Linked DNA regions of Homo sapiens: region 1 is linked to region 2. Evidence: chromatin contacts called from ENCODE Hi-C or POLR2A ChIA-PET data. All regions are on one chromosome and are shown on one strand. The core of a region is the stretch at or near the end of the contact, and the rest is flanking DNA. Distances in the headings are between cores, read along the strand shown. Region 1 overlaps MYO10 (myosin X). Region 2 overlaps RETREG1 (reticulophagy regulator 1).

Region 1 (3,216 bases), core at 318-2,817, 130 kb before region 2:
CTAATTTTTTTTTTGTATTTTTAGTAGAGACGGGGTTTCACTGTGTTAGCCAGGATGGTCTCGATCTCCTGACCTCATGACCTCGTGATCCGCCTGCCTCGGCCTCCCAAAGTGCTGGGATTACAGGCGTGAGCCACCACGCCTGGCCTGTTTTAATTTGTAATTCCCCAATGACAGGTGATATCTTTTCATATGCTTATTAGCCTATCTTCTTTGGTGAAGTGTCTCTTCAGATCTTTTGCTTATTTTAAAAATTGGATTTTCATATTGTTTAGTTTTAAGTGTTCTTTGTAAATTTTTGATACAGTCTTTCTTAGTGTGTATTTTCCAAATATTTTTCAGTCTGTTACTTGTCTTTCATTGCCTTAACAGCATCTTTCTCGGAAGAAGGTTTTTAATTTTAATGAAATCCTACACATCTATTTTTTCCTTAAGGGAACATTCTTTTGTTGTTGTATCAAAGTTATCCCCAAAGCCACCTAGATTATTTCCTATGTTATCATCTAGGAGTTTTATAGTTTTGTGATTTACATTACATACATAGGTCTATGATTTACTTAATTCTTGTGAAAGTTGTAATGTCCACATCTAGATTATATCTTTGCATATTGCTGTCCAATTATTCTAGCACCATTTGTTAGAAAGACTATCCTTTCTCTAATTGCCTTTGCACATTGCTCAAAAATCATTTGATTATAGTTGTGTAGATTGACATACTTTTTAAAAAGCAAAAAAACGTTTTCATTTCTCCAAAATCTGTAAGAGAGGCAAAACCTATTTAATGCTAATTAAACAAATATATTAGAAACAGCTGTAAACAGAAGCACAATTTTGTTCATGCAAATATACCAGCGTAAGTGAGAGTGTATCTGATACGTAGGGTGACACACCAGGCAATGTAGTGAACTCAGACATTCATAGAATTCAGCTGCTCCGCTGCAAGAATGTGTAATTTAATGGGGAGTTCACATGGACATGCTTAAGATGAAAAAGAGTGTGACCAGGGGTCACATCCTCATGCAAGTACAGCGTGTGCTGGGAACCTAGGGGTGAGAGCATCACGGATGGCACCTGTGGGATGCATCGGGACAGTTTTACGCAGGAGGGAGCATTTGAGAGACACCTAAAAGATCCATCAGGCTCAACAGATGGTACATTTCAGGTGGAGAGGCCAGTTTCAGCTGAGGTGGAGACAGGAAGTGAGCATTTTAATCAAGAAACAAGTAGAATGATCTATGGTTGGACTAAAAGGTAGGATTTGTATAAGGGCGTATTGACTGGGAAGGTAAATTGGAGCCATACTGTGAGGACCTCGAATGGGAAATCGAAGCCTTTGTCTTAAACTGGCATGTGCTGGCTCTGTGTGAACAGGGCTGTGATACAACCAGAGCTATCCCTTAGAAAGATTGACATGTATGTGTGCATGTTATTTATGTTCCAGTGTTTTCTTTCCCATTAGGTAGTTGAGGTTTGTGTGGGTCCGAGGTAAGCGCCTGCAGCTGTAACAGAGTGTGAGTGTCCTTGCTCAGGGTGACAGCTGTACTTAGTCTCAGCGGGTATGTGGGTTGAAGGTTGTACTTGGTGAGTGAGAAATTTCCAGACCCTACAATCTGACCTCCAGGACTGACTGACAGCTTGCTCGCCAGTCAGGCCCTGCTTACTACCTTCCTGTTCCTCACCTGCGGGGGTTGCCTCTTCTCTAGGGGAAATTAGTTTCTGCCTCTTTTCTAAAAATGTGAAAATTAGCAAGTAGCAACCACTGTGTAAGTGTTTAACAGCCCCGGAGTGAAATGACTGATGTAAGTACAAAGGACTTTTGTCGCCAGTTGAAGTGACTTTTATTTACCTTCTGTTCAAGGTCAGGAAAGTTATATTGCTGCTTTAGTTACGATGCTTTTGAACATTGTTCAAAGCATGATAAACTTCTTATCTGAGAATATTTATTCACCACTCTTGAGAGTTTATTGTAGCAAAGAAAGCAAATAGACTGAGATTCCTTGCAGAGTTCTTTGTGAATCAGCAAGAGGAGGGGATGGGAGTCCTGTTGTGAGGCTTTCTTAGTAGTTACAGGACTGGGAATGATATTTTGTTATGTAGCGTAATTGTCTTTGGGTAATTCTTATGGAGTCTTTAACTTCTTAAAGTTGAAGAGGGGTTATCAGAAGATAAGGTTGTTTATTTTTAAAGTTAAATGGGGTAGAGGTATATCCCATAATGGAAATGCAAATACAAATATACCTAATATTTTAAATCCTCTCTGTAGCAGTGCCCCCTGCCCCACACATACAGTATTCATGTAATGAATTATGTAATGGCTTTTCTTATTACATAATTCACATATTTTATGTTTCTTAAGATAGTGGCATACTAATCTCCACAATATGAACTGTGCGATGAGTCCCTCAGTTGCAGACCCAATATGAATGTAAAGTTTAAAGTATTTCATTTAAAGTAGGTCAGGTGCCATTAAAGAATACAATGTGGAGGCTGGGCGCGGTGGCTCACGCCTGTAATCCCAGCAATTTGGGAGGCCAAGGCGGGTGGATCACAAGATCAGGAGGTGGAGACCATCCTGGCTAACACGGTGAAATCCCGTCTTTACTAAAAATACAAAAAATTAGCCGGGTGTGGTGGCACGTGCCTATATTCCCATCCCAGCTACCCGGGAGGCTGAGGCAGGAGAATTGCTTGAACCTGGGAGGCAGAGGTTGCAGTGACCTGAGATCGCACCACTGCACTCCAGCCTGGGCGGCAGAGCGAGACTCCGTCTCAAAAATTAAATTAAAATAAAATAAAATAAATAAAATAAAATAAAAATAAAATAGTGGAAAAGTAGAACTCTAAATTTTGAATGCAGTACCACTCACTTTGAGAAATAGTCTAGCAATGTGGAGGTTGGTCTTATAAGACATAAAGTCTTCAAAAAATTCTTTTAATAAGCTCCCAAGTTAAGGCAGTAAAGGCAATTGACTTACTGTCGGTGTGATGCTCAGCTCCTTTGTTTGGCTTTCTGGGGCTGTTTGTCAGGGCTCTGAGGATCTCCTGTGTTGCCAGATCTCGGGCTCTCTACCATTTTGCATCCTAAGCAGATCTAATCTGGGAAGGGCCTGCATTTGTCAGGGCAGAGCAGGGACTGGGTTTGCTCTTGGACATCCCACACCATTAGTTATTTGTGTGGGTGCTTAGTCTATGGGAGGCTTCTAATACATACATACA
Region 2 (2,929 bases), core at 292-2,791:
GTTTCACTTAGGCTAGGGGTTCTTTTTCAGAATCATAATTTTTTCATTTCTAAGATATTTCATTAAGTTTTATATTACTACTTGTTTGTGCTATTTGCTGAAGATTCTTTTAAAAATCAAAGTGTAAAACAGGACATTAAAATATTACTTCACATAAAAGAACCTTGAAGGAAGCCTGACCTGCAGCTTGTCCTTCGAGGTGCAGGTTCTGTGAATTCCAGGAAACCTGGCCGTACAGGTGCGTAGCCTCTGGGCTTTTTTGTTACCGCAGGCGCTGCTGTCGTGTGTCAAGGTGTGTGGTCTCCATCGGTGTGGGCACCATGACCTGTGAGTGTGAGGGGCTTGTCTTGCCCTGACCCTCAAATACTCCTGAGGGATCCTGGAGGTCCCAGGATCAGCAGCTGGGGTTGGGGGAACCTGAAGAATTGAAAGCTGTCAAAAAACATTCATTCTCATCTGAGGTTCATTCTCAGTTTAGAATGTTCTGGAAATAGGATCTAGGGAACTTAGAGGAATGGCGTCCATGAGGCAGCTGCCAGTTCTCTCTCATGCTTGTGCACTTGGACATGAGCATGGACATCCTCTTCCACTCTTAGTTGTTTGTTTCTTCTTTTACTTTGACCCATAGGAGAGAATCGGAGTGTTTTCCTACCTGGGATGACACAATACAGTCTCTGGCCTTGAGGTGGCCCTGCTCATCAAAGTTCAACTGGAAGGTGGCCATTGGCTTCAGGGCCAGAGTGGACTTTCCTGATACTTAGTATTGGTGCCCAAATATTTGTCACTGCTTTTTACTGTCTCAGGCTTGGCCACAGAGTAGCGGGGAGTTGCAGCAATTCCTCATGCACTGGAATTGACGGCCATGGTTCTCCCCTTCCATGCTGGCAGGTAGAAAAGAAGACTTGCATTGGGCCTGGGTGCAGTGGCTCACACCTGTAATCCCAACACTTTGGGAGGCCGAGGCAGGCGGATCACTTGAGGTCAGGAGTTTGAGACCAGTTTGACCAACATGGTGAAGCCCCGTCTCTACTAAAAATATAAAAGTTAACTGGGTGTGGTGGCACATGCCACCTACTCAGGAGGCTGAGGCAGGAGAATCACTTGAACCCGGGAGGTGGAGGTTGCAGTGAGCCGAGATGGCACCACTGCTTCAGGCTGGGTGACAGAGACTCTGTCTGAAAACAGACAAACAAATAAACAAACAAAAAAGAAAGACATGCATTGGATACACTACAAACTCCTTTTTGAAAAAAAAAAAAACACTCAAGTTTTGAAAACATCTTTCTCCCTGTGTGGTCAGGGTTGCCGCACCCAGTGGGATTATAATCCCCAAGAGTGTCAACACTGTTTTGCCCCTTGAATGTATCCAAATAAACTGGGACAACAGTCCGCATCCAGGTCTGGATTTTCTATGGTTTCTTGAACATTTTGTTGTTGAATAAGCAAAGGGGGTGGTGTTTTCTAGGCACAACTACTGGATGTGGGGCTCTAGATACTAAAGGAATGTCTGTGTAAGGAGGCTGCTGGCACAGCCCAGCGGTACTGTGTGCATGCACGGAGTGACCCGGGTCAGCTTTGCTGGGCAGAGCAGCTTCACTCTATTGATAAAGGGCACTTGATCCTGACCTTCAGATAAGTGGCCCCCAGAGGATGACAAAATTACTAATTCACTGCTCAGTAGATTTTGTATTTGAGGATTTTGAAACAAATTAGACGGTTGCTTCTCTGTGTCCTGTGTTCATTTAGAGCTTAGTAAGTAGGGTGAGCATATAATTTATTGTCCTAACCTAAGTAGGCCAGGACACGGTATATACCAGGATACTGTGGCCTCTCTGATCTTAAATAACCTGTTGGCTCTAATCTGCATAGTTTCTTACAGCTCGTTCAGATATTTCAGCCTTGATCTCACTTTGTTTACTGAGTGTAGCAGCATGAGTGAATGTTTGCCTTTCTGGCAGGGAGTTTGGGAGGATGTGGATATGTCCTCAGCATGGTGGGGCTGACAGGGCACAGCACACGGCTTGTTAACTTTGACACAGGAGTGACCTTGGGGCCGGCAGGTGAGTGGTCCACACACTTGGTGTTATGGGCTGAATCGTGCTGCCCCCAAATTCAAATGCTGAAGTCCTGACCCTCAGCACACCTGAAAAGGTGATTATATTTGGGGATAGGACCTTTAAAGGTAGTCAAGGTTACATGAGGTCACATGGGTGGGCCCTGATTCAATATGACTGGTGTCCTTATGAGAGGCAGACACCAGGGATATGTATGCAAAGAGGAAAGACCCTATGAGAATGCAGTGAGAAGGCAGCCATCTGCAAGCCAAGAAGAGAGGCCTCAGGAAAAACCAAACCTGCAGACAGCTTGATCTTAGACTTCCAGCCTTCACACAAATTGTGAGAAAATAAACTTCTGTAGTTTAAGCCACCCTGTCTGTAGTGTTTTGTTCTTGCAAAGTAATACAGTTGGCCCAAGAGATGTAAAAGCCTCAGTCCCAGCTCTGGAAGTGATCGCTCTGGCCTCAGACTGGGAGCAGTGGGGAGGGGGGTCTGGACACATGAAATCTTACTGTGGAGCCCAGGAACTTGGCAAGGAACAGTCCACTGTATGTGTCTGTGATCTTGAACAGTGGGTTATTAGGGTGTGATCAAGATTCATTCACCTGGAAAGGGATTGGCTGGAGCTGGGTAAGCAGACCTCTGGCAGGGCTTCCGGCAAAGAGGGGAATGAGAAGGATCAGGCTTGCTGCGGGAGAACCAGGCAGAACAATTGAGCACACCCAAGGTAAGAGTGGGTGCCACATGGATGCATGTGGCCAGAGTCTAGTTCTTTGCATCCTTGGTTGGAGTTGGAGAAGCAAAATCATCTTCTACAGCTGTGGCAATGCCATCAATCTCAGAACTGTGGAATATCTGAATTTCTTTTTGGG

The links. Hi-C counts contacts between places; a loop is a spot of excess contacts on that map. ChIA-PET counts read pairs that join two places held with the same protein, here RNA polymerase II (POLR2A).
Region 1: a map of Caco-2 shows a loop between it and region 2 (3-fold over the local background). The contact joins two enhancer-like sites. A Hi-C loop is called at or near these places in 1 of 168 maps with a recorded cell type or tissue (Caco-2). POLR2A ChIA-PET finds 5 or more read pairs at or near these places in 1 of 52 experiments (activated CD4-positive, alpha-beta T cell).

Annotation. Positions count from the first base shown.
Region 1 is chr5:16,720,027-16,723,242 of GRCh38, reverse strand. All of the region lies in intron 19 of MYO10 (myosin X), which reads left to right. Among named protein-coding and RNA genes, the nearest start is that of RETREG1, 100 kb to the right of the region's middle. RefSeq lists an enhancer at 918-1,607. Within about 2 kb of position 1,567, at least 3 of the 41 ENCODE cell types and tissues checked have a DNase peak (open chromatin) inside an H3K27ac peak, as active enhancers do.
Region 2 is chr5:16,587,648-16,590,576 of GRCh38, reverse strand. The region is part of intron 1 of RETREG1 (reticulophagy regulator 1); the gene reads left to right. Among named protein-coding and RNA genes, the nearest start is that of RETREG1-AS1, 27 kb to the left of the region's middle. Within about 2 kb of position 1,541, at least 2 of the 41 ENCODE cell types and tissues checked have a DNase peak (open chromatin) inside an H3K27ac peak, as active enhancers do.